2 separate regions of the Homo sapiens genome follow, and region 2 is linked to region 1. The links are chromatin loops, found by intact Hi-C in ENCODE. Cell type or tissue: Caco-2. All regions are shown on one strand. Each heading gives the region's core, and the rest is flanking DNA. Links, peaks and the distances in the headings are about the cores only. Region 1 overlaps SIPA1L1 (signal induced proliferation associated 1 like 1). Region 2 overlaps SIPA1L1 (signal induced proliferation associated 1 like 1).

Region 1 (16,034 bases), core at 7,943-10,442:
GACTACACAAAATATAAAAAATAGTGGTGGAAAAAACTACCACTTTAAGTAGATGTCAGATTTCCTACAAATGGTACTATCTTAAAAACAGAAATTCAAATATAAGTAAAAGATTTTCTGAGCAATGATCATCAATCATGTATCTTCCTTAACTAGTCAAAGGTGGCAAAAGGGAAACATAGAAACTATGAAGGAATGCACAGTTTCCAGTTAGTTAAATCTATTACCCACTGAGCCATCTAGACAGATGCCTTGTACAACTCATTTTTCTTTCCTCTTAAAACCCCTAAGCTTTGACCCACTGGTCCCTCTTCTCTCCAGTTACAATTACCTACCCATCTCCTAGGGGTCTGTTTCCCTCAGGACTTCCTGCAGAGGAACCAGCCCTATCTCACCCTTTATCAAGTCTTCCTATCTTTGAAACAATCAGACAAACAAATCTTTGGTGATTCATCAGAAATCAATTCTAATAAACAGGTCAGGCACGGTGGCTCATGCCTGTAATCCCAGCACTTCGAGAGGTCGAGCTAGAAGGAATGCTTGAGCCTAGGAGTTCGAGACCAGCCTGGGCAACACAGCAAGACCCTATCTCTACCAAACAACAACAAAAACTAAAAACCTATTTATATAGGTAAGGTGGTAAAAAATACATATGACACACTATGACTACAGAATCAACAAACCTCAGAAAGTTCTTCAATGAAAAATTTGAATCCTGGCTAAAATGTAGGTAGCACTAGGGAGGGTTTTGATTTAAAAACAAATAAATCTGGCCAGCTTTAAGATCCTAAAGCTCCACAGATGATTCTGATGTTCAGCCAGGGCTGACAACCACTTTCAGAGACTTTCAGACTGTCACTCATGCAATCGTGTATTTAAGCTTCTACCATTTTCTGCAGGAAATATCTTTAGCCTCTCATTCTCTCTATCCATGCGGATCCTAAGTTATCCTATTAAAAAAGAAGAGCACGTGTGACGTGTGGGCCAACAAAGTGCCTCTAGAGTCTGGAATTTGACACGGAAAGGGTAAGCTTCAATTACGTTAAAATCTCAGTTAGGTGCATTCATAGCATTTCCCCAGGCTATGAAAAGAAAAGCTAAAGTATGTGTAGAAGCTATGCACTCTTAAATCCTTAATGTACACAGTAGATAATAATATTCATGTGGTTTTGCAGATAATTCCTTGTGAATGATCTCCCAAATACATAAGATAAATTAGACTTAACTTCTTTGTAGCTTGGGTCAATTAAAGTCTAGATGGTAGATTCTGCTTTGACAAAAACCTGCGTCTGTATCTTTTATTGAATAATTTTTGCATTACTTTTTCAAACTTGTGGTACATTATCCTAAAATGAACAATAATGAACAAAGTATTTTGCAGTATCTACTGACTTAGGGAAAATTAAAAATCATATTTTAGGCCTTCTCAATAAATGCCATTTTCTGCACACCAGAGTCATTTCTCACAAATTCAAATATTTGAACACCTTGTATGAAGTATGTGCTGTGCACTGATATCTCAGTTAACAACACACCTTGCTCTGCAGAGTGATCTGTCTTGGCTTTTATCCAAAAGGAAGATGAAATGCAATGTCTTCGTATCATACTGATACTCTAGAAATTAACTTGGATTCATCTTTAGCATAACAAATTGAATCATACCAAAAGCATCTGCCTTAGGTTTTTATTTAAATGTTAAGCACAGTAAAACCAACCATTTTAATGGCTCAAGAAACAAGAAAGACACAAAATCCAATAATTTAAGCAACGAAGGGTTACGATGCTGGTTAAGTAGTTTCCTCTATATAAAAGACAATTCTCCACGTGTAGAACAGAAATCGTAACACATTCCTGCTAGAAAACAACTTCTGCAGAGGTGAAATGGTTATCTAGAAGAATCGTTTGAAACATACGTATGCATACCTTTTCATAAAGTCTTTTTATTTAACAAATTTTTATGTGCCTTCTGTTATTCAGACAGCCTGTGTTAAACACCTACAGAAGCCACACACACACCTTTCTTGGCTACAGTAATGATGTCTTTGATTACTGAATTAAAGACAAACTTTAAGATGTGACCTTTAGCTAACTATTTTTTTCTTTTGTTCCTTAGACAGGGTGGCATGATCATAGCTCACTGCAGCCTTGAACTCCTGTGCTCAAGGGATCCTCCCACCTCAGCCTTCTGAGGAGATGGGACTACAGGCGGGTACCAGCACACCTGGCCTAGTCAACTATTTTTAAATAGTTCTGTATTAACAATATTTACTCAGTCTTTCTTTTTTTTTTTTTTTTTTTTTTTTTTTTGAGACAGAGTTTCGCTCTTGTTGCCCAGGCTGGAGTGCAATGGCGCGATCTCAGCTCACTGCAACCTCCACCTCCCAGATTCACGCAATTCTTCTGCCTCAGCCTCCCGAGTAGCTGGGATTACAGGCATGCGCCACCATGCCCAGCTAATTTTGTAATTTTAATAGAGACAGGGTTTCTCCATGTTGGTCAGGCCGGTCTCGAACTCCTGACCTCAGGTGATCTGCCTGCCTTGGCCTCCCAAAGTGCTGGGATTACAGGCGTGAGCCACTGCGCCCGGCCACAGTCTTTCTTTTAATATCTATCCATAACTAAGGGCCAGCTACTGTTCATAGGGAAGATTTTTCACACAAACCAATGAGAAAATTCACAGTAACGAGAAGAAAGTACTCAAGTTTGGATCCTGGTTAAACCTTACACAGCCTCAGTAGATCAACTTGGTCTGTCTAAATCAATGGTACTGAAGGTATGTATTAATGAGATAATACATTTGAAAATGATTTTAAACTAAAAATAAAAGGATCATTCAGTTATCTTCTAGTCAGGAGCTGCCAGGACACACCAAAACAAGTAAAACAGGGTTCATCTGTTTATTCATCTTTGAAATGTTACCATTTTCTTCTTCCCTTCCCTTTCCTTCTCCCTTTGTTTCTTCCTTTCTTCATTTTACAGATATTTACTGTGCATCTACCATATACCAGATATAGTCGCTGTGATGGTTAATATTCAGTGTCAACTTGATTGGATTGAAGGATGCAAAGTATTGTTCCTGGGTGTGTCTGTGAAGGTGTTGCCAAAGGAGATTAACACTGGAATCAGTGGACTGGGAAAGGCAGACCCACCCTCAATCTGGGTGGGCACCATCTAATCAGCTGCCAGCACAGCCAGAATAAAAGCAGGCAGAAGAACGTGAAGAAACTAGACTGGCTGAGTCTCCCAGCCTACATCTTTCTCCTGTGCTGGATGTCTCCTGCTCTCCAACATTGGAATCCAAGTTCTTCAGCTTTGGGACTTGGACTGGCTTCCTTGCTCCTCAGCTTACAGACGGTCTATTGTGGGACCTACAAACTCCCCTTTATATATACATCTATCCTATTAGTTCTGTCCCCCTAGAGAATCCTGACTAATATAGTCACCACACTGTCCAATATGACAGGCAGTAGTCACACGTGGCCATTAAGAATTTGAAATGGCACTAGTACAAACTGAGATATACGGTAAGCATAAGATATACACTAGATTCTGAAAACAAAAGAATGTGCAGGCCAGGTGCGATGGCACACGCTTGTAATCCCAGCACTTTGGGAGGCTGAGGCGGGCGGATCACGAGGTCAGGAGATCGAGACCATCCTGGACAACATGGTGAAACCCCGTCTCTACTAAAAATACAAAAATTAGCTGGGCGTGGTGGCACATGCCTGTAATCCCAGCTACTCGGGAGGCTGAGGCAGCAGAATCACTTGAACCAGGGAGTCAGAAGTTGCAGTGAGCCGAGATTGCGCCACTGCACTCCAGCCCAGGCAACAGAGCAAGACTTGTTTCAAAAAAAAAAAAAAAAAAAAGAATGTACAAAAGAAAGTAAAGCATCTCTATAATTTTTTATATGTATTATATGTTGAGATAATATTTCACATAAATCAGATGAAATAAAATATATTATTAAAATTAAATTCACTTTTCTTTTTACTTTGTCTTAATGCAACTAGAAATATTTAAATATAATGAAGGCACAGCATACATCTATTGGATAGAGCTATTCAATAGAGGTTTTATTAGGGAACAAAACCAAGTCCCTATCCTCGAGGAGCTTTTGTTTTAACATCTGTAGCACTAAATTTTTCAGTAATCAGCAGCAAAAACTAAAAACCAGCAACTGTTGCAGAGAAGACTCTGGGATGGAGGCCATACCCACACCTACCTACTTTCCTTTAGTCCTCACTCCACCAAAGACAAGGCCTATGGTCCCCAGAATAATCAGAGTCAGTAAAATTGTGAGTTATGACCTTGACCATGTTGAGGAAGACTGTCTCTACCCTGTTGGGCACTTCTGAGAGCACGACCAATTTTAATCAGAACTTCTGAGGGAGAAAGCTTTTAATCTGGGGCATCGGTAGTTTCAAGGCATCCTTTTTTAGTACTCTGGGTTGTGCCTTAAAAATATTTTAAAAGGTTTCCAACTGTTGAAAGATGTGTCTTAACAATGACACCCTCTCCTGGATTCTAACATCCTCCTTTATTACAAGAGTCCTTTATCGCTGTCCTCTCCACAAGTCCGATTAACCCTGACTCTCCTCAATACCTTTCATTCCCCACATCACAGCCAGAGTGCTTCCAGATAAAGAGCAAAAAGCTGAATTAAACAACACAAGTCCATTACAGCAATGCTGAAAGTCCCTACCGATCTGAAGGAGACAGTCAAAAGGAAACGCGGGTCAGGCTGACTACAGAAGACATGCCAGTTAAATGTGAGATTACTGGCGGTTTTAAGATTTTAGAGAATATCCAAAGAATGAGTTTAATTTAGACCAAATGGGCCCATATTTCAATAGCAGTTTACCACCAAAAAAGGCATGTTGAGTATTTGAACTTCATATTCCATGTGTTAGAAACTTACCTTAAATTCAAACCACAACATGGCAAATGTTTTGCTGGCCCATACATCTTTCTGGCTGACTACAAACAAATCAAGGCTTTTGAGAGATTCTCTATGCCATAAAAGGCTCTATTGGGTGTAGCAGAAAAGCCCAGAAGCTCCAGTTTCAAGGCGGCGGTGTCGTTTCATGTTGAACCCATTCCCGTGCACCACTCATGCTGTTCTCTCGGCTGGGTGTGCCCCTCTCCCTTCTGCCAACTCAAATGTTAGGCCTTCAAGGCCAAGCCCCAAACCCAGGCCCCACACAAACCCAGAATAATCTCCCTCCTTCATTCTCACAGGAACCAATGTATTGAACATAAATCACCTTATCTCTTCCCTAGGGATTTTAAACACCTGCAACTCAGAAAGAAAGCAAAGAAAAAAGTCAGCATGACATCTGAAAATTCATCACCTTCCCTTTCATTCCGTTGGACTTATCTGATCTTTATTCAGCAATAATGCTGTGCCTAACACCAGGGACATGAAAAGTATGTACAGGCAGAATTCAAGTAATTCGCAGTCTGGCTGAGAAAAAAAACAAGCACATAATGACCCTGCCACCTAACAAACCCTATATGAAAAGAACCAGCAAAGTGCCACCTGAGCCCATGGAAGGGCCCGTCCTCCTGGGTGACTGAAAAAGCCCCAGAGAATAGGTAATAAACAAGCAAAGAAGTTAAGAATAAGTAGAAATTCATAAGGAAAAGTGGGTGATATGGTTTGGATATTCATGCCTTCCAAATCTCCTGTTGAAATGTGTTCCCCAGTGTGGAAGGTGGGGCCTGCTGGGAGGTACTAGATCATGGAGGCAGATCCCTCATGATGGATTAGCACCATCCCCTTGGTGATAAGTGAGTTCTGGCTCAGTTAGTTCACCTGAGATCTGGCTGTTTAAAAGTGTGTGGCACCTCCCTCCTCTGTCTTTCCCCCACCACCCCTTCTCCTCCCTCTCCCTTTCATCATGATTGTAAGCTTCCAGAGGCCCTCGCCAGGAGCTGAGCAAATGACTGTGCCATGCTAGTACCGCTTGCAGAACCATGAGCTAATTAAGCCCCTTTTCTTTATAAATTACCCAGTCTTGGATATTTATAGCAATGCAAAAATAAACTAACACAGTGAAAAAGGCATTTCAAAGGCAGTAACGCATGGTATATTAAGAGAAATGAGAGGATGTGCTTAAAACCTTCACACAGAACCATTTTAAAAATATCTTCCAATATATTAAATTATTCATCTGGGCATTTGAGACTCTACATAAATGGAACCCCATCCAGCTTTGCTACATTTCCCAAAGTATAACATAGCAAGTAAGAGTGAACTCTCCAGGACCAGTGTGGGTTAAGAGTTTCAAGTTTCTTAACCTCAATTTCTTCATCTGTAAAATGGAATGACAATAATACCTATCTCATAGGGTTACTATGTTATTGTTATGAGGAAATGATAAGAACACTTAAAACAGCACAAGTTAAACATTCAATAAACACTAGCATTATTATCATTTATTTTCCTCACTAGACAATGTAGCAATCTGAAGTTGTTATCCTCAACACATGCCTCAATCTGAAAAACTCTTCATAGGTTCAAGTCCCATCTAGTAAGACACTGCTTAAATACTACCTCCCACATGAAGCCTTCACTCCCTCTATTCATTGGGGAAATCAGTGTTTCTCCATCCTTTAAACTCCCAGAATATTCTGCTGGGCCTCTCTGGGGCACCCATCACTGTGTTATGATTATGGTCACTTCTGATTTCCTCGACAAGGCTACAACTCTTTAAGAGCAGAAACTATATCTTACTGATCTTGGTCTTCCCCAGAGAACTGATCTTTCACATATGGGCACTCAATATTTGCTGTTGAACAAATAAAAATACTCTCTCCTTTAATTAAGAACAGACTGGTGCTTTTAAAAGTGCTATAATATCTATCAAGCAATTCATCCTAATTACAAAAAAAAACCCTTACCGAGGGAGAAACTCTGAGAGCAATTCTACACAGCTCAGTCCTTAGTGACTCCTACAGAAAAGTCAAGAACAAGATGGTGTTCTTAAAGAGACCGACAACTGCCAAAATGGAGTCACCTTCGGACTGCTACTGGCTAAACGAATCTCTCTCCTTCCTTCTTAATTCTCTGAACAAGTTCTAATGTAAATTTGTTTAGGCTTTTGTTATCTTTCTGTTACGTATTTACAAAAGGTGGGACAAAGTTTCCATATCATATTCATTGCTTATCCAGATTCTAAAGCCTATTTCATCCGGATATGTTTTCTACCACCCAAGTAAAGAAAAGCTAGTCTAGAACCACCCCAAACACTTGGCTTATGCAATAATAATATCAGCACCAAACTACATAGAATTCTTAGCTTTAGCGCCTTTCTCCCTAGTGAAAGCAGAGGGGAAGAGCACCTAATCCAGAAATTACCACTGTCCTCTAACACTATTCTAACTAGACAGCATAATTATTGCTAAGTATTACTTGATTAAAATTCTAAACTTTAATTAGCAGAAAAAAATGTTAACTTGGATTGGCTTCCTCTTACAAGTAGAAACATTCTCACATTTAAGCACACTCAAGGAATTCAAAGACATTCTTCATTTACTATGCAGTACTGATGACTTTTAAAAAGAACCTCAAAAATTTAAACAAAAAAAGAGAAAATAGGATAAAGCAGAACTCAGACAGTACTACCCCATCTCTAAAATCTGTAAATGCAGTTATTTTCATAATATCACAATGGGTATCATGGATTCAAAAAGGAATTAGGCATAGAAAGATAGTAAGGTTATCATACCAGAAATATATTCACAGAGAAGAGGGCACCAAGAATTAACAACCTGACCAGCACACACAGTCTATCAGAAATACAGAAAATCACCACAATGCAGTTGCCAACAAAGGACCAAAGTAAGTCTGTTCAATTCAATAATAATGTTACTTTATGATAAAGATTATTTTGAATATTTCTAGGACAAAAAGATCATAAGGAAAGGGAATTCACTGGAACAGCTTCTAAAACAAGAATCCACCCGATTTTTCAAGTGCTAAAGCTGTCTATACTTTATGTCAACAAATACAAACATTCAGTTATATAACTCTATTTTCCATTTTTTAAACTATTTTTAATATACCCATCACCATTATCACAAAATTAGCAAAATCATTATAAATTTATCTTTCCCTCTATAATCTAGCTTCTTTCAAATATACGAATATGAAGGGCGGGGTGAGGGGGATTCCAAACTCATTAAATAAGTCATATTGGGGCCAGGCATGGTGGCTCATGCCTGTAATCCCAGCACTTTGGGAGGACAAGGAGGGCGGATCACGAGGTCAGGAGATTGAGACCATCCTGGCTAACACAGTGAAACCCCGTCTCTACTGAAAATACAAAAAATTAGCCGGGCACCGTGGTGGGCACCTGTAATCCCAGCTACTCGGAAGGCTGAGGCAGGAGAATCACTTGAACCCGGGAGGCGGAGGTTGCAGTGAGCCAAGATCACGCCACTGGACTCCAGCCCAGGCGACAGTGCCAGACTCCATCTCAAAAATAAAATAAAATAAGTCATATCAATGAATGTCTTATATTTTGTACAAATGCCAATTGCACTATGGGGGTAATAGTCAATTATTAATATTCCTTTTTTCCTTCATTTCTTCCCATTAAGGGTGGGAAACTTCTACTTTTCCTCACTTGTGAAATATGCTTTAAGAGGCTTACATGGGCAGCATATAAGTGTTGCTAAGCTGCTAGTACTTGGATCTTTGGTCTTCAAGTGCATGGATTTTATACTCAAACATGACAATAACTACATAAGTATTATGATGATTAAGAGATCAGACAGGGCTGGATCTAAAAGGCCTGAAAAATAGATATTGTATCCCTACTCTACTTGGAATCATTTCCCTGCTTCCCAAGGCTAAGAGCTATGGCTCTCTATCAAGGCCTACCAACCCTGACATTGCATAGATTTTAGATTTCTTCTACCCTGCTATCCAAAAAACTTAAGAGTCCTGTATCCTATTCTCTTAAAGTCTTGTTCTCCAGATAAAACCAAATTTTTGTCCAGAGGCCAAAGGCAGATAACATCCCAGGATATAACTTCTTCAGTAACAACACAGGCAATTAACAGGAATCTTTGGAATGCATCGCAAAATACCAGACTGAACATGGAGCAATTTAGAGGCCTGTAAGTTCTTGAGCATTTAAGTACCATATTTGGGCAGCTGTCTACCTTCATGCAGGACTGTATCTGGGATATGAAGAAGTTATGAGATGAGCGTCATTTTACAAAGCATGGGACAAGTTTTACACCACAAAGGATATTCAACTAAAAGTTATCTACAAGAACCATTTAATTATCAAAGGACATAAACACAAATAATTTAATTCCTAACTATCCAAAAGTATGTTAATTATTCCATACACAATTTTACACACATTAGGTATGTTTTTAAACCCTTTTCTATTACCTTACAAGTAAGATACCCTTAACAACTCTGTGAAGTTTACATTTCTGGGTGAAGAAACTAGCAGTATATTTACATGACTTAGATTAAAATGGCAACTCTGTGACTTTCAAATCCTAGGTCAAAGAAACCTCTATTCTATATTATTATTATTATTTTCAAAAAGAAGGCACTTGAAAGAATATGGCAATAATAAGTTATCAAAACACAAAAAATAGCTAATCATTTACAAAAACATTTTATGTGATAGTGAGCCCCATAACAAAAAAAGACGGTATTAAAATTGTAAAATGGAAAATGTATAAAATACTGCTCAATGTCTACCAAACGAAGCACAAAGAAAGTAAACACCACTAATACTTTCTAATGTAAATGAAATCTACAGCAAGAAATACATTAGTTTTCAAATCACTGAAATAGACACCATACGCGCACGCGCGCACACACACGCACTCTTTTTTCCTTACATGGCAGAAGATAACACTGAATTAGTGTTTTATATTTTAAAGATCAGGTTAACAACAATGTATGTCAATTAAAAGTCTTACTGTGCCAGGTGCAGTGGCTCACGCCTATAATCCCAACACTTTGGAAGGCTGAGGTAGGAGGCTCGCTTGAGGCCAGTACTGGGCAACACAGCGAGACCACATTTCTTTAAAAAAAAAAAAAAAATTAATTAGCCAGGCACGGTGGCCTGCACCTGTAGTCATAGCTACTTGGGAGGGTGAGGTGGGAAGACTGCTCAGGCCCAGGAGTTTGAAGCTGCAGTGAGCAATGATCAGGCCACTGTATTCCAGCCTGGGCAACAGAGTGAGACCCAGTCTCTTAAAGGAAAAAAAAAAAAAGAAAGAAAGAAAGTCTTAATGTAATGTAAGTAAGTGGATGACACTTACCTCCATTCCCTCCGGAAATGACAACAAAGAACATGACAGAAAAATATGAAAAAAAGGCAACAGCATATGAGATGTCAACAAAATTCTGACAGATAGAAAAGCAACACATAACTGGGAATTGATTTAGCAAACTGGAGAAAGCTGAAAACGAAGTGTGAGGAAGTCACCAGGAGGAAGCAATCTATTCATGATACAGAACTTCAGAACGGCTAAGAAACTGAGGTACTAAGGGGTGAGGCTGAAAATGAGAAGAACTAGATCAATAAGGGGACTACCATTGAAATGGCAGGGCCCAAACAGATCATCCAGAGGCAAAGGAATGCCAGCCTCACCACACACAGAGCTTCTAATCAACTTTTAAATAGAGTATTACCATCAAGAGTATAATTATGAAAAGCAACATTTCATAATTATAAAGGAGACAATTCATGAAGGCATACAATTATGAATGTACACACATCTCAAAATAAATGAAGCAACAACAGACATAATAAAAAAAGGACAATGACAAAATCATCATAGATTTTCAATGTATCACTCAGTGATAGAACAATTAGACAAAAAAAAAAATCAGGAATGACCTAGAAGTTCTGAAAAACACTATCAACCTAATTAACATTCACAGAAAATGTGGCAATTGAAAAAGACACATTCCTTTCAAATGCACATGGTACATTTATCAAGACAGATCATATCATATGGTGGGCTCTCAATAAAAGGATTGAAATTCCACAAATATTCTCTGACCACAACAGAATTAAATTAGAAATCAATAACAGGATATCTAAGAAAATCCCCAATGTATGAAACAACACACCTCCAGAGCTCATAGGTCAAAAATGAAACCAAAAAGGAAATCAGAAAACATCTGAACCAAATGGCAACAAATAGAAAACATGTCTTATTTTAAATGCTTAATAAAAGAAAATAAGAAAGATCTACCACAGTTACCTAAGGTTCCACCTTAAGAAACAAGAAAAAGAGCAAACTAAACCCAAAATAGAAAGAAGAAAATAACAGAAAACAGAAGTCACTGAAATGAAAAAAAGACAACAGAAAAAATTAACACAGCCAAAAGCTGAGTCTTTAAAAGTACCATATCAACAAAACCGACACACTTTTAGTTAGAGTGATCAAAAAAAAAAAGACAAAACACAAATCATTAGTATCAGAAATGGAAATACAAAACCAAAAAACCAGAGATCCTATAGACATTTAAGAAGATTAGCTCTCCCTCTCCCTCTCCTTCTTTCCACTGTCTCCCCCTCTCCCTCGTCTCCATCTCCTGCTTTCCACGGTCTCCCTCGGTTGCCGAGGCTGGACTGTACTGCTGCGATCTCGGCTCACTGCAACCTCCCTGCCTGATTCTCCTGCCTCAGCCTGCCGAGTGCCTGGGATTGCAGGCACGCGCCGCCACGCCTGACTGGTTTTTGTATTTTTTGGTGGAGACGGGGTTTCGCCGTGTTGGCCGGACTGGTCTCCAGCTCCTGAACTCGGGTGATCTGCCCGCCTCGGCCTCCCGAGGTGCCAGGATTGCAGACGGAGTCTCACTCACTCAGTGCTCAATGTTGCCCACGCTGGAGTGCAGTGGCGTGATCTCAGCTCGCTACAACCTCCACCTCCCAGCCGCCTGCCTTGGCCTCCCAAAGTGCTGAGATTGCAGCCTCTGCCCGGCCGCCACCCCGTGTAGGAAGTGAGGAGCGTCTCTGCCTGGCTGCCCATGGTCTGGGATGTGAGGAGCCCCTCTGCCTGGCCACCCAGTCTGGGAAGTGAGGAGCGTCTCTGCCTGGCCGCCCAGTCTGGGAAGTGAGGAGCATCTCTACCCGGCTGCCACCCTGTCTGGGAGGTGAGGAGTGCCTCTGCCCGGCCGCGACCCCGTCTGGGAACTGAGGAGTGCCTCCGCCCGGCCGCCCCGTCTGAGAAGTTGAGGAGCCCCTCCACCCGGCAGCCGCCCTGTCTGAGAAGTGGAGAACGCCCCCGTCCGGCCGCCGCCCCGTCTGGGAGGTGGGGGGGCACCCCCGCCCAGCCGCCACCCCATCTGGGAGGTGGGGGGGCGCCCCCACCCGGCCGCCGCCCCATCTGGGAGGTGGGGGCTGCCTCTGCCTGGCCGCCCCATCTGGGGGGTGGGGGGGCCCCTCTGCCCGGCCGCCACATCTGGAAAGTGAGGAGCCCCTCTGCCCAGCTGCCACCCCGTCTGGGAGGTGTACCCAACAGCTCACTGAGAACGGGCCATAATGACGATGGTGGTTTTGTCGAATAGAAAGGGGGAAATGTGGGGAAAAGAAAGAGAGATCAGATTGTTACTGTGTCTGTGTAGAAAGAAGTAGACATAGGAGACTCCATTTTGTTCTGTACTAAGAAAAATTTCTCTGCCTTGGGATGCTGTTAATCTATAATCTTACCCCCAACCCCGTGCTCTCTGAAACATGTGCTGTGTCAACTCAGGGTTAAATGGAAACGATGCTTGAAGGCAGCATGCTCGTTAAGAGTCATCACCACTCCCTAATCTCAAGTACCCAGGGACACAAACACTAAGGAAGGCCGCAGGGTCCTCTGCCTAGGAAAACCAGAGACCTTTGTTCACCTGTTTATCTGCTGACCTTCTCTCCACTATTGTCCTATGACCCTGCCAAATCCCCCTCTCGGAGAAACACCCAAGAATGATCAATAAATACTAAAAAAAAATAAATAAATGAAATAACTGATGCTGGTGAGATTAAAAAGAAAAAGGAATACTTAAAAAAAAAAAAGTTGCCTGATTTTTTAGTTTTTCAAGAGTAGCTTAAATCTGGATCACGTGGAACCTCCTGATTTTTAAATACTGGCAAATAAATGATTTTCTAATAATTGTAAAAGCCAATTTGCTAATCAAAGTAAACCCAACATGCCTACTAGAAAAAAAAAAAGAAGATTATAAGAGAACACAATGTTTAACTATGCCAACAAACTCAACAACTTACATGAAATGGACAAATTTCTTGGAAAATTGAACCTATCAAAAATAACACAAGAAAGAAAAAGTCTAAGTAGCCATATATTTTTTAAAGACATCAAATCTGTTATTTAAAATATTTCAAAAATGGAAATTCTAAGTCCATATGATTTCACTGGCAAATTCTATGAAACATTCAAGAAAAAGATTAAACCAATTCTACATACACTTTTTCAGAAAACAGAAAAGGGATCAAAGCCCAACTCATTTTATAAGGATAGCATAATGCTGACACTAAACAAAAAATAAGAATCACAGACCATTAATTGAGGCACAAAAATCTTTAACAAAATTTTAGCAAATTAAATCCAATACTATATAAAAAGGTATACCATGAGCCACCACAGTTATCACAATAATGCATTTTTGGTTTAACATTTAAAAATCAATCCGTGTAATACATCATATTAACAGATTAAAGAAGAAAATGCTCAGGATCAGTCTAATAGACACAGAAAAGGTATTTGACAAAATCCAATAGACATTCATGATAAAAATTCTCCACACACTAGAAGAGTAAAGAACTTTATCAAATAACTGAGGACAAATACAAAAAGCTAAAACCAATATAATACTTAAAGGCAAAAGACTGAATTATTTTCTCCTGAGAAGAGTAAAGCAAGAATGCTTGATATCACCACTTTCTAGTCAACACTATACTGGAATAAAGCAAGAAAAAGAGGTGTAAAGCATAAAGATCGGAAATAAAGAAGTAAAATCTCTTATTTGTGGAACATGATCATTTGTGTAGAAAATTCCAGAATCTAAAAAACAACTACACTATTATAAGAAATGAATTTAACAAGATTGCAGGATACAAAGCTGATGTAAAAAAAAATCAAGTATATTCTTACATATTAGTAGCAGACAATTAGGAAATAAAAGTTTGCTTTAAATCCCACTCATGGGCAGATGGATATTGGTATATATTAATACTTATATATCTCTTTCCCACCAAAATGGGAAAATAAAGAAAGATGACCACACAGAATCTAGGAAATAGAAAGTCCACCAAAGGAAAAAGCCCAAGAGAATCCCCAAGATGGTGGTAAAAAGAAGTTCCAAAATGGCAGCTCCCCAGAGGCTAGAAAGCAAGCAGCTCAGAACCAACAGGACACAGAACCCCGAAAGAGACAGTGCCAAGAGAAAACCAGAACTGAAGAATTCTCTAATCTGCTTTACCCTTTGAGTTGTTATAGTTCTATAAGAATATTTAGAACAAAATTATTGTTTGATAAATAGAAAGCTAAGCAAATAAAATGGTCTGTCTCTATTGGAGAAACAGTTGGAGAAAGAAATTATGATCACTGAAAACTCTGTGGTCACTGTCATCAACATTCAAATGATAATACTGTAAATACTGAATGATGGCTTGACCAAAACTTAGGTAAAATTATCATTGAGAGGATGGGGAAAGGGAAATAGGAGGAGCCAAATCCTTACCTTGTATAGGAAGAAGTCAAAATATAATGTTTGCAATTGAAAACTACAGGCTATAGGAGTGAAAATATATTATTTAGATATATGGCAGTGAATGCGACTAGAAACAGCAAAAAAAAAAAAAAAACTTTCAAAACGGTTGCCTCAGAGAGAGAAGCAGGAAGCATACAGCATAGGAATTTTTCTTTCCAAGCCTTGTATTACTATTTACTTACAATTTAAACCAGGCATGACCACTTTACTAAAATTAAAAATTAAAAATAATATACTTTAGATTTCTGTGAAAACTTTGTTTAAATGTAAACTTCATACCACACTGTCAGTTTCTGTCTTAATAAAACTATAGATTTATAAAAAATAATAAATACTATAAATAAAAATCTATAGTGTGCAACCTTGAAGGCTCTATCAAGAAAATACTTTTAACTGAATACGATTTCTCCAAATAAGTTTACCGACAAAATTAGTTGGAATAAAACATATAAGAGTATATAAATAATTACAAAAAATTAACTCTTACTGATAAATTGAAGAATGAATCGTTCAATAAAAGCATTTAGTAAAATACTACAAAAACAGTCCTATATCAAATATCTCCGGTTTCCTGATAAATACTGCAAATGGCAGTTAAGTAAAAAAATTTTGTCAAAAATACTGACATCATTCTAAAGAATATACAATATGCCCATGGGATCTTCTAAACATGATCACAGGCATTCTATTTCAGTTCTTTGGCTGTCTGCAGTAACACGAAGTACTTTCAAATACTACACAAGAGCTCCAAAGACCACTTCCTTGCATTCATAGCAGAGCTGCCCTGAATGGACACTTTACCAGTCATTTCAAACAGAATGACTCTAAACTCCACTCCAGCCAGTGTGCAGAGGGTGAACTGAGTCTAAGGATTTTTTCTTAACTTTTTGTAGGGACATTTCATTATGTTACCCAGGCTGGTCTTGAACTCCTGGCCTCAAGCAATCCTCCTGCCTCAGCCTCCCAAAGTGCTAGAATTACAGGCATGAGCCACTGAGCCCAACCAGGGTTTCATTTTAAATAGCTTTCAAATCACAAAGGTATCAGGAAGGAAGAAGAGAGGAGAAAAAATATAAAATTTTGAAAAGTATATACATTTTTAAATACTGGTAACTTTTTTTTTTTTTTTTTGGAGACAGAGTCTCACTCTGTCACCCAAGGTGGAGTCCAGTGACGTGATCTCAGCTCACTGCAACCTCTGCCTCCCGGGTTCAAGCGATTTTCCTGCCTCAGCCTCCTGGGTTCAAGCAATTCTCCCACCTCAGCC
Region 2 (16,034 bases), core at 6,463-8,962, 140 kb before region 1:
CAGGCGTGTGCCACCACGCCCAGCTAATTTTGTATTTTTAGTAGAGACGAGGTTTCTCCATGTTAGTCAGGCTGGTCTCGAACTCCTGACCTCAGGTGATATGCCCGCCTCAGCCGCCCAAAGTGCTGGGATTACAGGCATGAGCCACCGCGCCCGGCCTGTCTGTAGTATTATAATATTTCTAAATATTTTTAAGGTCACATGCATCTTTGTAGAGCTGACCATAACAAACCAAAACAAACAAAATACCTTTTTATCAAGTACTGTTGCCCTGGACTGCTATTTATAAAGCTGAAACAAAAAGGGGAAAAAATAGAATTATTATTTTTCTCTTTTTGAGATGGAGTATCATTCTGTCACCCAGGCTACACTGCAGTGGCACAATCTTGGCTCACTACAACCTCTGCCTCCCAGGTTCAAGCAATTCTCCTGCCCAGCCTCCCGAGTAGCTGAACTAGAGGCGCGCACCATCACGCCCAGCTAATTTTTGTATTTTTAGTAGAGACAAGGTTTCACCATATTGCCCAGACAGGTCTCGAACCCCTGACCTCAGGTAATCCACCTGCCTCGGCCTCCCAAAGTGCTGGGATTACAGACGTGAGATACTGCGCCCAGCTGAAAAATAGAATTATTAAACAGACCTCAAAAATCATGTAGTCTACTCACTACAAGACACAACTAACCTGTTCAACCCAATGCAATTTAAAGCTAGATAAATAAGCTTCGATTTCTAAATTCCTTAACTTGAAGATCTGAGGAGACAGTTCTCAGGAGAAAAAAATGCAAAAATATGATTCCAATATCTGATACTGCATCATCTTACTTAGTAAAATCTATGAATATTCAGCACACTATGGAGTGCTGAACAAACACACCCACAGAACTTGAGATTTTTAAGATGCTGGAATTGCTTTTAATATTCAAAAGGGAAAGATAATAGCCGGTACAATGGCTCACGCCTGTAATCCCAACTACTCTGGGGACCCAGGCACGAAAATCGCTTGAACCTGGGAGGCGGAGCTTGCAGTGAGCTGAGATTGTGCTGCTGCACTCCTCCAGCCTGGACGATAGAGCGAGACTCGGTCTCAAAACAAAAAAAAGGAAAGATAAGAACTCTGTCCTTATCCAAACCTCAGACCACATAACTATATAACAAACCACACTTTCAATTAAGAGGGACTGAAAAACATGAAAGTCTAACTAAGCTTTAAGACAATTAAGTTTCCAGGTAGTATGATGACAAGGCTGAGGATCACTGTCCATGTATCCACAAATACAGTGTCTAACTTCACTTGCCTCAGTGTGTGTGAGATTCAGCCATGTTGCTGTATTCATTATAGTTAATAAGCTTTAAAAAAAAAATTTTTAAGCATTAAAAGAAGAAAAGTGGACGCCTCAAAACAGAAGGAAATATTTGCAATACATATATCTACCAAAGGACAGATTCAGAACATATAAAGAACTCCTTACAAATTAATAAGAGGGCTGTGCACAGTAGCTCATGTCTGTAATCCCAGCATTTTGGGAGGCTGAAGCAGGAGGATTGCTTGAGCCCAGGAGTTTGAGAACAGCCTGGGCAACATAGCAAGACCCTGTCACTACAAAAAAATTAAAAAATAAAAAAAATTCAACATCTTCCTTGGTTTAAAAAATAAAAATAAATAAAAATAAAAAATTAGCTAGGCATGGTGGTGTGCGCCTATAGTCCCAGCTATTTGGGAGGCTGAAGCAGGAGGATCGCTTGTCCCCAGGAGTTCGAGGCTTCAGTGAGCTCTAATTGCACCACCACATCCCAACCAGAGCAAGACTCTGTCCTAGGGGGAGAAGAAAAAGACAAGCCACCCAAACAGAATATAAAAATGGCTAACAAGCATATAAAAAGGTGTTCAACTTCATGCATCACCATGGAAATACAAATTAAAACTACAATGAAATAAAATTACATAATGATGAAAATGGCTGAAATTTTAAAATCTGACAACACCAAGACTTAGGATGTGCAGCAATTCAACTCTCACACAATGCTGATGGGAATACAAACCGTAAAGCTGTTTGGCAGCATCCAATAAAGCAGAACATAAACATACCCTGCAACCTAGCAATTCCACTCCTAGGTAAATGCCTCCTGGGAATGTGCAAACATAAATCCTATACAATAATTTTCCAATAAGTGTTAGCTGTAATAGCCGAAACCCAGTAACAAATTGTGGAATATTCATATAATGGAATATTATAGAGCAGGAATCAGGATTTTTTTTTTCTCCTGTAAAGGGCCAAATAGTAAATATTTCAGGCTTTGCAGGCCATAAAATCTCTGTCCCTGTCACATCTGCTCAAACCTGCCTTTGGAGTACAAAAGCAGCCATAGACAATACGGGCTTGGCTGTGTTCCGATAAAACTTTATTTACAAAAACAGCCAGTCCACCAGCCTTAGTTTCGCCTGCTACACAGCAATGAATATAAATGAACCATAACTAATACAAGAACACTGATAAATCTCACAAACATAATGTTGAGACAAAGATGCCAGACACATGAAAGAATATACTGTATGATTCTGTTTTATAAAGTTCAGTAATAGGTAAAACTATGTAAGTCAGAATAATAGTTTCCACTGAGTGTAGGATGTAGGGGAAAATACAGACTGGGAGAAGGAAAAGGGGGGAAATTCGGTGGGCTAATAATATTAGATTCCCTGATTTGAGTGGTAGTTTCACGACTATGTTCAATTTGGAAAAATTCATTAAGGTATAAATTTATGATGTACTTGTCTTCATTCTGAATAAAAAAAGTAAAACATTTCAGTAATTATTATAAATAAACAATACGGGACACATTACTAAGTGGATGCTTTCTCATAGCATGCTATACCCAGATTCAAACACTGATGGAATGCAAGCCTTGTGCCCTCACAAAGCAAGTTCCTGAAGCTCTCCCTTCACATCTACAGTGTGATGTCTGCATTGCAACTAAACTCCTCTTCCAAGTTTCATGTAGGACTTGAGAACGAGCTATGATTAGATAGCGTACACAGGAGTGGCAGGAGGTAAACGCAATACAGAGGGAGGAAGGAAAGTAACAGATGGGTGAAGAGACTGGTAGAAATAAGTCCCTGCATTTTAACATAATCTGCTAAGTAAGCAATACAGAATTTAAAAAGTAACACAAACAGCTTAGAAACACAATTTGGAAGGTCACTGAACTTGCCTTTTGGACATTAAAAATAACGACAATTTAAAAGCTTACTAAGGCTCTTAAAAGACTGATGAAGGGATTTATTTCTGGTACAACAATTTCTTCCAATCTAACAGATTAAATAGACAGGAAGTTTCAACTTTTCAAGTGAAGTAGCAAACGTGGCAATGATACAGTCTTGACTTTCAAAGCTGACATGTTTTCACATTATGAGGATTTACGTTCTATTGTATGGGCTTATGTCATTAGTGAAATGAAAAGAGAAGAAATAAAGAAAAGAAGGTGAAAATAATTGAAATCTAGTCACTACAGGCTGGGCGCAGTGGCTCACGCCTGTAATCCCAGCACTTTGGGAGGCCGAGGCGGGTGGATCACGAGGTCAGGAGATGGAGACCATTCTGGCTAACACAGTGAAACCCTGTCTCTATTAAAAACACACAAAAATTAGCCGGGTGTGGTGGCAGGCACCTGTAGTCCCAGCTACTCAGGGGGCTGAGGCAGGAGAATTGCTTGAACCCAGGAGGTGGGGCTTGCAGTGAGCCGAGATCGTACCACTGCACTCCAGCCTAGGCAAGAGTGAGACTCTGACTCAAAAAAAAAAAAAGTCAGTTGGGCTACATAGCAAAACCCCATCTCTACAAAAAATACAAAAATTAGCCAGGCGTGGTGGTGTGAGCCTGCAGTCCCAGCTACTCAGGAGGCTGAGGTAAGAGGATCACTTGAGCCCGGGAGGTTGAGGCTGCAGTGAGCCATGATCATGCCACTTCACTCCAGCCTGGGTGACAGAGCAAGATTATTAAATGTAGGGAGAGTAAAAGGCAAGTGAAAAGAAAAAAAGGAAAGGAAGTTTTCCCATAGAGGTAAGAATGGAAATAAGTTTTGAATGATTACAGATAGGCAAGGTTAGGAGAATAGAAGTATCACTCTAGGCAGAGGGAGAGAACGTATGCATGGAGACATGAATGAGTCGGTCATATCTGAGGTATAATCACAAATCTGAGACAACCAGAGTGTGACGTACAAGGACAAGCTAAAACTGAGATGTGGCCAGGTGCAGCCGATCATGCTTATAATCCCAGCACTTTGAGAGGCCAAGGCAGGAGGCTACTTGAGCCTAAGGAGTTTGAGATCAGCCTTGGCAACATAGTGAGACCTCATCTCTATTTAAAAATAAACAAATAAATAAAACTGAGATGATGAAAGGACTTGTAAATCACACTGAAGTTTGAATTTTATCTTACAAGCATTATGGAACCATGGGAGTGGGAACTGGGGAATGAGAATGGAGAATGAGAATGAAGTGGCATGTCTCAAAATATATCTTTTTGCATAGTTTTGACATTTAGAACCATGGTAATGTTTCCCGAAATAAAAAAAGCAAACAATTAACATCAACCAGTATATAAGGGGAACCTAAAGCGAAACATAAACAGTAACAACTAAACTGCATTAGGAATACATAACATAACCACATGACCACCCTGAAGGGAATGCAGAAGAACTAACCACTGTGGAAGCCAGTATCTTGACTATAATAGACACTGAGGCTAGAGACAAAACAAATACAGAAAGGAGAAAGGCTAGAATGAATTTCATGGTGTTAGATTTGAATCAGCGGTATCACTATGAAATCATAGTTTTTAACATGTATTTCAACAGACAGGAACAGATAAATGTAGATATGTGTATACATACATATATTCATCTCCCAGCTCTGTCCTCTGAGAGAGCCTAAGGGTAATAACATCTTAATAGCACAATTAGCACCCAGACGGTGGTTTCTAAACACCATCCTTCAATAAAAAGAACCAGGACTACTTGGAGAGATGTCTGGCTGCAAAACTGAGACAGGGAAAATATCAGGTGAGCCTGAAATATCTTGTGGTGCCAAAAAGTAAGGAAGTGCTCAAAAAAGCTGGGGACTTCTTAAAAGGAAAGTGGAACCAAACTGAAGAGGCCACATCTGGAACAATTTAAAGGATTATAACCCATAGGATAAAACAAACATCCACAAGTCCATAGTGATAAAAAATAAATAACTGAATGTGTAGTACATGGAAGAGAAGGCCAAGCTCTTTCTTATAGGAAAATTTTAATGGACACATGCAAAAAGGATAATGGAAGTAGAAAAACCACCATTTGACAAACACCACAGGTTAAAGAAAATAAGGAAACATAACTAACTGTAATGTTTGATCCTGGATTGGACCACGGTCCAAACAAAAGACATTATTGGAAGAGTTGATAAAAAACAAATGCAGTGTAGAGATCAGTTAGCAGTATTCTATCAAGGTTAATTACCTGATTTAGATAATTTTACTATAGTTATGTAAGATATTAACATTTGGGAAAGGTGGGCAAAGGGTAGATGGAAGTTGCTTGACATATCTAACTTTTTTTTTTTAAACTCTGAGATTATGTCAAAATAAAAAGCGAAAAAAAGAAAAATATGGATAGACAAGGGATTCTGAGTCATAACTTTCATCTAAAATCTAGTTGCAGGCCTTTTTCTCTCTATGCCAAATATTAAAGCTGACAAAGTGTGATATCTAAAAAAAAACATATATGCATATATGTGTAAATGAGAAGTTTGAAAATATGAGCAAATAAGGGACTGTAAATAACCAAACAGAATGGAGAGAGAACCAAACCATCGAGAAATTTAAAATGTGATAACTGAACTTTAAAAAAATTCATTAGGTGGATAAATCACAGAATGGACACAGATGAACAGTGAATCAGTAAACTGTAAGACTGACCTTGAAAAATTACCCAGAGTGTTTCTCAAATAAAAAAATGCAAACCTTAAAAGAGAGAGTAAGGTCGGGTGCAGTGGCTCACACCTGTAATTGCAGCACTTTGGGAGGCCAAGGCGGGTGGATCACCTAGCCTGGCCAACATGGTGAAATCTCATCTCAACTAAAAATACAAAAATTAGCTGGGTGTGGTGGTGGAGCCTGTAATCCCAACTACTCGGGAGGCTGAGGCAGGAGAATCACTTGAACCTGAGAGGTAGAGGTTGCAGTGAGCCGAGATCGTGCCACTGCACTCCAGCCTGGGCAACAAAGGGAGACTCCATCTCAAAAAAAAAAAAAAGAGAGAGAGAAATTAAGAAGCTTAGATGATAGAGTGAATAGACCTAAAATCTGCCTAAAAGGAGTGCCACTTGAGCATTCCAAATCGGAAAATCTGAAATCCGAAATGGTCCAAAACTTCAAACTTTTTGAGTGCTGACATGATGCTCAAAGGAAATGCTCACTGGAGTTCAGGTTTTCAGTTTTTCAGATAGGGATGCTCAACTAGAAAGTATACTACAAATATTCCAAAATCTGAAAAAACCTGAAATCCAAAACACTTCTGGTCCCAAGCATTTCAGATCAGGGATACTCACACTGTACTAGAAGAAGATAATGGAGAAACTCTCTGGTATAAATGACACACCAATCCTTGAATCCAGAAAGGCCAGCAAACAAGAAGCAAGTGAAAAATCAATACCAAGAGACATAAAAGTAAAAATACTGACCACTAAATAAAAAACAATCTTAAAAGCAGCAGAGAAAAGAAAATCACCTACAAATTACCCCAATTAAGGTGATGACTTATTTCTCAAAAGCAACAATGGAAGCCACAAGACAGAGAGAACTATTATTTTCAATAAACTAAGAGAGAGAACTATCAACCCAGAATTATATAGCTAGAGATAATTCCTTCTAGAACAATAAACATTTTCAGGCAAACAAAACCAAGATTTTACCATCAACAGACACACAATAAATTATATGACTTTTGCACAGCAGGAAAATGATCCCAGATGACAGACTTAAAAAGCAGATGAATGGCGATACCACACAAAAGATGACAACCAAATAAAGGGTTAACAGTCAGATGAAAGATGACTGACCCCATTAGTCATGATAAATAAATCACAATGTGGTACTACTACCTACCCACTGGAATGGCTGAAATTAAAACCATGTCACTAAGAATGTGGAGCAAATGGGACTCTCTTACACCTTTGGTAGCAGTGTTAACTGATACGGCTCCTTTGGAAAACTGGCAGCATCTATTAAAGTTGAACATAGGCATATGCTATAACTCAGCAATTTCACACCTAGGTAGACAGCCAGCATAAATGGACACATATTTGTAGCAAAAGACACTAATGGGGTTCAGCACATGCTACTGCAAAATATGGCATCTTAGCATTTGAGAAAACCACAGAAGCAACCTTCTCCTGTCCTTCTACTATGAAGTAGGCCATAAAAGAATTCTCTAGCCTTCCTCTGAAGTAGGTCATAAGACCTTCATTCCACAGATACCCTCCCTATACCTGCAGGAAAGGAATGCCCTTATCTCTGAAGACACAGGGACATGGAGCAGCTGAACAAATAGGCCTAGTTTATTACCACTGCCTCATACTCCCTTTGCCCAATCAGACTTCTGCACAACTGTCCACTCATCATCAAATTTAGCATAAAAATACAGAGATGTCCCTGCTTCTTTGGGTCTTAATTCCTGAAAATTCCTGTGTCACGTAAAACTTATATTAATAAATTCGTATGCTTCTCTCTTGTTAATCTGTCTTTTGTGATAGGATGTCAGCCATGTACCTAGCCATTGGAAAGAAAAAGAAATCTTTCTCCCCTACAACATAAACAAGGATGTTCATAGCAGTGCAATTCCTAATAGCCCAAAACTGAAAACAACTGCAGTGCACATCCACAGCAGAAAGAAAAGCTAGGCTGGGCACACTGGCTCACACCTGTAATCCCAGCACTTTGGGAGGCTGAGGCAGGCAGACTGCATGAGTCCAGGAGTTCGAGACCAGACTGGCCAACATGGCGAAACCCCATCCGTACAAAAAAATTAAAAAATTAACCAAACATGGTGGTGCATTCCTGTAGTCTCAGCTACTCGGGGGGCTGAGGTGGGAGGATCACCTGAGCCTGGGAGATGGAGGCTGCAGTGAGCTGAGATCACATCACTGCACTCCAGCCTGGGTGACAGAGTGAGGCCCTGTGTCAAAAATAAATAATAATAAGGAAAGAAAAATAATAATTGAGGAGTTCCATATAACGGAATACTGTAACAATAAAAGTAATGAAATATTGCTACCTGTAACATGAACTATCATGCATGTAATGCTGAAAGAAAAAAGCCATATACAAAAGTATACACTACCTAATTCCGTTTACAGAAAGTTCAACACCAGGCAAAACTAATCACTGCTATAACTCGCAGGAGTCCCATCAGGGGCTTCCAGAGTGACACTTCATTTTTTTGATCTCGGGACTGGTTTCATAGATGAGTCCAATTTTTGAAATTCACTGACCTATCCACTTATGATCTGTGCTCTGTGTGTATATCATACTTCAAAATAACATTTATTTAAAAATAAATAATAAGCAAAAACACTAGCAAGAATATCACAGAAAGAATACTGTGTTCTCATGGCATCCTATCAGTGACAAACAATTTTGATTTGTATTCTTACCAATGATGTTCATTTTGATGAACTGATTAAGGTGGTATCTGCCAGGCTTCCACCACTGTAATTTATTCTTTCCCCCTTTGTAATTAGTAAGTATTTCATATGGAGGTAATCTGAAACTATATAAATATCTGGTACCTCATCAAGCTTTCAATTAACGGCATTTCATTATTTAAAAAAAATTTGTTTTTTCATTTTTTTGAGACAGGGTCTTGCTCTGTCACCTAGGCTTGAGTGCAGTGGTGCAATCACAGTTCACTGCAGCCTCGATCTCCTGGGCTCAAGCAATCCTTCTGTCCTCAGCCGCTAAGATTATAGGTGTGTGCTGCCACCACAACCAGCTAATCATTTATTCATTCTTACATTTATGTTATTCATCAATTTATTCAGTGGGTTATAATCCATTACTATTATTGTTTACTATAATTAATCACTATTATAATCAATCAGTCAATCAATCAATCTTTTTTTTCCATAAGAGACTAGGTCTTACTCTGTCACCCAGGCTGGAGTGCAGTGGTATGATCATAACTCACTCAAACTCCTGGGCTCAAGCAATAATCCTGCCTCAGTCTCCTGAGTAGCTAGGATTACAGGTGTGTGACACCATGTCTGGCTATTTTTTTTTTTAATTTATTTGTTTAGAGGTAGGGTTTTGCTATGTTGCCCAGGCTGGTCTCAAACTCCCAGCCTCAAACAATTTTCCAGCCTTAGCCTCCCAAGTAGCTGGGATTACAAGCATGAGCTGCTGTATCTGGCAATCATTTCCTCATTTTCTGAAACTACATGTTTTGGTCTCATTTCTCCAAGGAGTACTGGTTCCTTTTATTAGAGAATTGTATTTAGAAATCAAGATTAGGGTGCCAGATATGTTCATTGTTATTGGGGGATACTTTCAGGCACTGTCAATGGCAGTGCTAGGGAATATAAATGCATGTGTGTTATACATCTACACATATATCTACATCCATAGGATTTTATTAGGAGGGTTTTTGTTTTTGTTTGAGGCAGGTTCTCACTCTGTTGCCCAGGCTGAAGTGCAGTGGTGCAATCACAGCTCACTACTGCAGCATCAACCTCCTGGGCTCAAGTGATCCTCCCACCACAGCCTCCCAAGTAGCTGGGACTACAGGTGCATGCCACCACGACCGGGTAATATTTCTAGTTTTTTGTAGGGATGGGGTGATATGGTTTGACTGTGTCCCCACTGAAATCTCAACTTGAATTGTATCTCCCAGAATTCCACGTGTTGTGGGAGGGACCCCGGGAAGGTAATTGAATCATGGGGGCTGGTCTTTCCCATGCTATTGTTGTGATAGTGAGTAAGTCTCAAGAGATCTGATGGGTTTTTCAGGGGTTTCCACTTTTGTTTCTTCATTTTCTCTTGCCGCCGCCATGTAAGAAGTGCCTTTTGCCTCCCGTCATGATTCTGAGGCCTCCCCAGCCATGTAGAACTGTAAGTCCAATTAAACCTCTTTTTCTTACCAGTCTTAGGTATGTCTTTATCAGCAGCATGAAAACAGACTAATACACAGTGTTTTGCCATGTTGCCCAGGCTGGTGCTGAACTCCTGAGCTCAAGTGATCTGCCAGCCTCAGCCTCCCAAAGTGCTGGGATTACAGGCGTGAACCACTACATCCAGCAGGACATTTTAAAAACTCGACAAATTCCAATCAATGGTGCCAATACTAGTAACAAAAAGTAAAGAAAAAGAAAAAAACTTCACAAGCTGACTATATGTGAAGTTCACATGAAAAATCAAAAGCCCAAGAAAAATCAAGATACTACACATGAAGACAACAGTAATGAGGGGATCTGCCATACCAACTATTAATTATAACACAGTAAGACTTCCAGGTTAATGGAGAAAGGTTGAATTATTTAATAATGGTACTTGCAAATGTGTTTATGCATGTGGAGGGAAATTAAACTAGATTCCTGTTCTACTCTCTATATAAAAATAAATCCCAACTTAACTAAAGACTTGCATTTAAAAAATAAAATACAATTTTTTTTTTTTTGAGACAGTCTCCCTCTGTTGCCTAGGCTGAAGTGCAGTGGTATGATCTTGGCTCACTACAACCTCCGCCTCTGAAGCTCAAGCAATCCTCCCACCTCAGCCTCCCAAGTAACTGAAACTACACGTGTGAGCCATCAAACCTGGCTAATTTTTGTATTTTTTGTAAAAATGAGGTTTTGCCATGTTGCCCAGGCTGGTCTCTAACTCCTGAGCTCAAGTGATTCACCCGCCTCAGCCTCCCAAAGTGGAAGGATTACAGGTGTGAGCCACTGTGTCCGTCCAGCCACTGCAGCTCGCCTCATTCTATGTTAAAATAAAAAACTTCTGTTCATTAAAGGATACCATGAAGAAAATAAAAAGATAAGCCACAAATTAAAAATCATATCAACAAAATATAAGTATCCAGAGTATATAACTCTTATAAATGTATAAGATAAACAATCCGAGAGAAAAATATATAAAAGTTACAAAATACAAAAAGTCCTTCAATACAAAAAAATGATGCTCAGTTTCCTTCCTTAGTAATTAGGAAAATATAAATGAAAAGCACCTTTCACACTACTAGCTTGACTAAATTTAAAAAGTCAAACAATGTCAAGAATGTGGCAAAGCTGTGGGGCAATGGAAACATTCAGATGCTCTGGTGGGAATGTACATTGGTACAATCACTTTGAAAGGCAGTCAAGATGTTAGGTAGGCAGATGGTACGGCATATCCTACCATCCAGCAATTTCACTCTTAAATTTATGTTCACTGAGAGACGTGTCGCCCGGAGACACATATAATTGTTTATACCCACAGAAAACTGCAAACAACTCAAATTCCAACAGTAAAATAAGAAAACAGAATGTGGTTTTGTTTGCAGGAAAATCAGTGAACCATGATGTTAAATGCATCAAGTGAAAAAACTCAAGGGGACAATGTCCCTCAGTACCTATGCCGAAATAAATTTGTAATAAACCAAAAAAAATTTTTTTAATTACATTACAAGCTTACTGAAGACTGGGCCAGTATCACTTAATAGTCATTAAAAGCTTCCCAAAAGTTTTGTACTAGGTATTCTAGATGTTTCCAAGACATATACAATTATGTCCACCAAGATACAATAATGTGATCCCCCAGTTTTGAAAATGACAGTGAGTCCATGGCACACACTAGATTAAACGAAATAAAACAAAACCATAGATGTCATTTTTATTTATAAGAAGGTACTTACATTCCCAAACTTCAATTAAAACTCTTGAGAAAGCACCATTCACACTGTGGTTTTTTAAAAGAAAAAAAAATGTTTTTGTTTTGTTTGTTTGTTTGAGACAAAGTCTCGTTCTGTTGCCCCAGCTGGAGTGCAACGATGAAACCTCAGCTCACTGCAATCTCCACCTCCCAGGTTCAAGCAATTCTCCTGACTCCGCCTCCTGAGTAGCTGGGATTACAGGCGCCCGCCACCACACCAGGCCAACTTTTGTATTTTTAGTAGAGATGGGGTTTTGCCATGTTGGCCAGGCTGGTCTCAAACTCCTCACCTCAAGCAATCCGCCTGCCTCAGCCTCCCAAAGTGCTGGGATTACAGGCGTGAGCCACCACACCCAGCCAAAAAAAAAAAGGCATTTTTAAAAAAAGTAAGTCTCACACTTATAATCCCAACAATTTGGGAGGCTGAGGCAGGAAGACTGCTTGAGCCCAGCCTGGGCAATACAGGGAGACCTCATCTCTACAAAAAATTTAAAAATTAGCCAAGCATGGTGACACATGCCAGTAGTCCCAGCTACTCAGGAGGCTGAGGTGGGAGGATTACTTGAGCCCAGAAGGTCAAGGCTGCAGTGAGCTACGATGGTGTCACTGCACTCCAGCATGGGTAACAAAGCAAGACCCTGTCTCAGAAAAAAAGGTTAATAAAAAATCCTGCTATTTTATTACTCAGCTACAGGGACAGGTGAGATTGTTTCTCTCAGGCTCAGATCAAGTAGAGTGTATCAATTTGTTTAAATATGTATGTATTTAAGAACAGCATAATTTCAACCAAAATAATTAAACTCTTCAAATCAATATAACTGGATTTTAAAACAAAACCAAAAACAACATCACATGAGCAGAATGCTTAGAGTTCTATCCATGATGCGTCTGATTTCAATCAGCACTGGTGTCACCATTGCCAAGCTGACCTGATCCAAGTTAGAGTGAGGTGCACTTAGAGGCCTAGTAACCACCCTTAAAGCAAAGGGTTCTTTATACCACTTAAAGTTAACACATTTTAACAGTTTGAAAACATCATAAAGTAAACAGTTAAATTTGGCATCAAAGATAACTATCTACTTTTCTTGGGTTTAAATGCTATATAATAGGCCAGGCTTGGTGGCTCACGCCTGTAATCCCAGAACTCTGGGAGGCTGAGGCAGGCGGATCACTTGAGGTCAGGAGCTCAAGACCAGCCTGGCCAACATGGTAAAACCCCATCTCTACTAAACAACAACAAAAAAATTAGCTGGGCCTGGTGGCATGTGCGTGTAGTAGCAGTTATTTGGGAGGCTGAGACAGGAGAATGGCTTGAATCCAGGAGGTAGAAGTTGCTGAGATCGCGCCACTGCAGTAGAGCGTGGGAGACAGAGTAAGACTCCATCTCAAAAAAAAAGAAATATTATATAATAATGTTCAGAATTTAGAATATTATGGACCATATTATGTGGGTTACAGTATGTACGAAATCTTTAAAACAGATGGTAAGTTACATAGAGACATCAAGTGACAGTTCTAGCTGATTCAGCTCTAATTCATTGTTTGCTTTCTAACAGCACTATTTCAAAATGAGCAATTCCATAGCCCATAGAAGAGATTTTCATTTTAAGTAGAGGTGACATCTTTACTTATGTAAGAAGCAATTATACAGGTTAACAGAAAAAATGAATTGCTATAGAATACACTAGAGATATGTTTCAGCAAACCATTAGTTTTCATTCTCAAGGGTATGTACTAAGGGTATCAGCTTAGCAGTCACTGAATTTATTAAGCCGTAATTTTGCTACACGAATTCTCCATTCTCTCCTTCAGAGCACTCTGAATAAATCAGAAAGCAATGTTTGCTTTCCTCTCTACAGTAACAACTGTGTATTTGGCCTGAATTCTAAATAATCAGGTTCTTTATGAAATTTTTGGAATTTAGCCAATATACAGATCTTTTCACTAAACATAAGCATGAAGGAAAGAGGCTCAAATCATAACTTTCATATTTAACTACTCAAAATGGGGGAGAACAGCCTCCTCAGACAAGTAGGATAAACATGCACAGAACTCTCCATCACCATACATGCTCTCCTGTCACTAAGAACAGAAATGTTTTTGAGAACTCGAAGCACAAACATTCATTTGGATGTTTGATGACATCAGCATCTATAGTCTAAAATCTATTGATATAATCCTTAGCACACAGTGTCTTTTACACTGGTTGAGAGCACACTAGGTGTGATGGTTAGTTTTATATGTTAACGTGGACAGTTATTTAATAGAACACTAATCTAGGTGTTGCTGAGAAGGTATTCTTTAGAGGGGGCTAACATCTACCTTCAATTGCTTTAAGTGAAGATTATCCTCCACAATGTGGGTGGGCCTCATCAGAGTGTCAGAGAGGGCAGCTAGTCAGACACAAATAGGGCAGGACTGGGCCCCCACACTCCCAGGAAAGTTAGGCAACCATCAAGTGGTGGACAGGCAGTTGTCACACCGCCTCACTAAAATAACAATAAGTTGCAGGCAGCACCAGGGAAAGGTAGTCTCCCTATAGATAGGAAACACCTGAAACTGGTGATCAGCAGCTTCCTAATAAGTTCTCAATGGGTGGGTGAATAACCTCAAGCATGTGCATTAAGAGGCAAAATGGCAGAGTATGACCTTCTAGGGACATTCTGCTGGTAAGGGAAGAATGCCTCAGGCAAGCGTTATGTACAACTCCAGTAAACACACTGCACATGCTCCCCTCCAAGCACTAACAGACCACTGTGCATACAGACAACCCACTCCAAGGGAAGAATCAGGGCAGAAAGGACGCCAGACCCTGGAAGTATGCTAACATATAACACCCCAAGTCAAAAGGTCAAACCCCACACTTGTCCTTCAAGTCACCCTCAGTATCTTTGCAGATACTGCACCGCTTCCAAGTGTACTTTCTCTCCTTTTGTTCCTGCTCTAAAGCTTTTTAATAAACTTTCACTCCTGCTCTAAAACTTGCCTCGGTCTCTTCTTCTGCCTTATGCCCCTCAGTCAATTTTTTTCTTCTGAGGAGGCAAGAATTGAGGTTGCTGCAGACCCGTACGGATTCGCCGCCGGTAATGAAAGGCCTTTAGAGCAACAGCGGAGGACTCCCAAGGAAGAAGTTCTGCGTCATGACCGCAGCATCAACATCTATCTGCGAGTTTCTAGCCTGACCTACAGATTTCTAACTTGCCATCCCTAACTGTCATCCCTAATTGGCTTACTCGCCAATTTCTTTCTTGAAATCAGTCAGGCCAGTCTCAGTAGCTTACTCCTGTAACCCCTGTCCTTTGGGAAGCCTAGGTGGATCACTAGAGCTCGGGTGTTTGAGACCAGCCTAGGCAACATAGCAAGACCCCATTTCTATAGAAAAATTTAAAAATTAGCTAGGCACGGTGGCACGTGCCTTTAGTCCCAGCTACCTGGGAGGCTGAGGTAGGAGAATGAATCCCTTAAGCCCACGAATTTGAGGTTACAGTGAGCTATGACTGCACCACTGCACACAAACCTAAGCAACAGAGCGAGACCCTGCCTCTAAAACAAAACAAAACAAAAATCGGTCAATATCTATTTCCATGTCTGTATGTCTGTCTCTCTCTTTACACATATAAATATATTTGTATTTATAAACACACACACTCTGGAGAACCCTGACTGATACACTAGGTAAAAAGAAACACTATGTTTCTTCTACACACACCAACAAATTCCAACATCAAATCATCAAATAGGGAATGGGGAGTTCCACAACAACCAAGTGTCCAATTCTTGGCAGACACCAAGACACCAACCAGATGTCTTACAGTTCAATTCTACGGTGATACTGTCTACCTGGAGTTAGCTATTGATGAAGAACGCCAAACTCTGTAAAATACTTGAAAAGATTTACTCTGAACCAAACATGAGTGACCATGGCCTGAGGCACAGTCTCAAAAGGTCCTGAGAATACGTGCCCAAGGTGGTTGGGTTTCAGCTTAGTTTTAGGGAGACACGAGACATCAGTCAGTATATGTGAGGTATACATTGGTTCGATCTGGAAAGGTGGGACAACTTGAGGGGGTTGGGGGAAGTGGGTCTCAGGTGGA

Evidence for each region. Hi-C counts contacts between places; a loop is a spot of excess contacts. Peaks named below come from ENCODE experiments on the same cell type or tissue, not always from the same donor. Only the 100,000 strongest peaks of a DNase experiment are listed, where the experiment ranks them.
Region 2: it touches region 1 in a loop (2.7-fold over the local background); 2 of 110 quality-filtered maps call a loop at or near these places.

The regions. Positions count from the first base shown.
Region 1 is chr14:71,373,522-71,389,555 of GRCh38, reverse strand. All of the region lies in intron 2 of SIPA1L1 (signal induced proliferation associated 1 like 1), which reads right to left. Among named protein-coding and RNA genes, the nearest start is that of SNORD56B, 17 kb to the left of the region's middle. In Caco-2, for the core only: no CTCF peak of the experiment used is centred there; a DNase peak (open chromatin) is centred at 9,115.
Region 2 is chr14:71,512,956-71,528,989 of GRCh38, reverse strand. All of the region lies in intron 3 of SIPA1L1 (signal induced proliferation associated 1 like 1), which reads right to left. Among named protein-coding and RNA genes, the nearest start is that of SNORD56B, 120 kb to the right of the region's middle. In Caco-2, for the core only: no CTCF peak of the experiment used is centred there; a DNase peak (open chromatin) is centred at 7,569.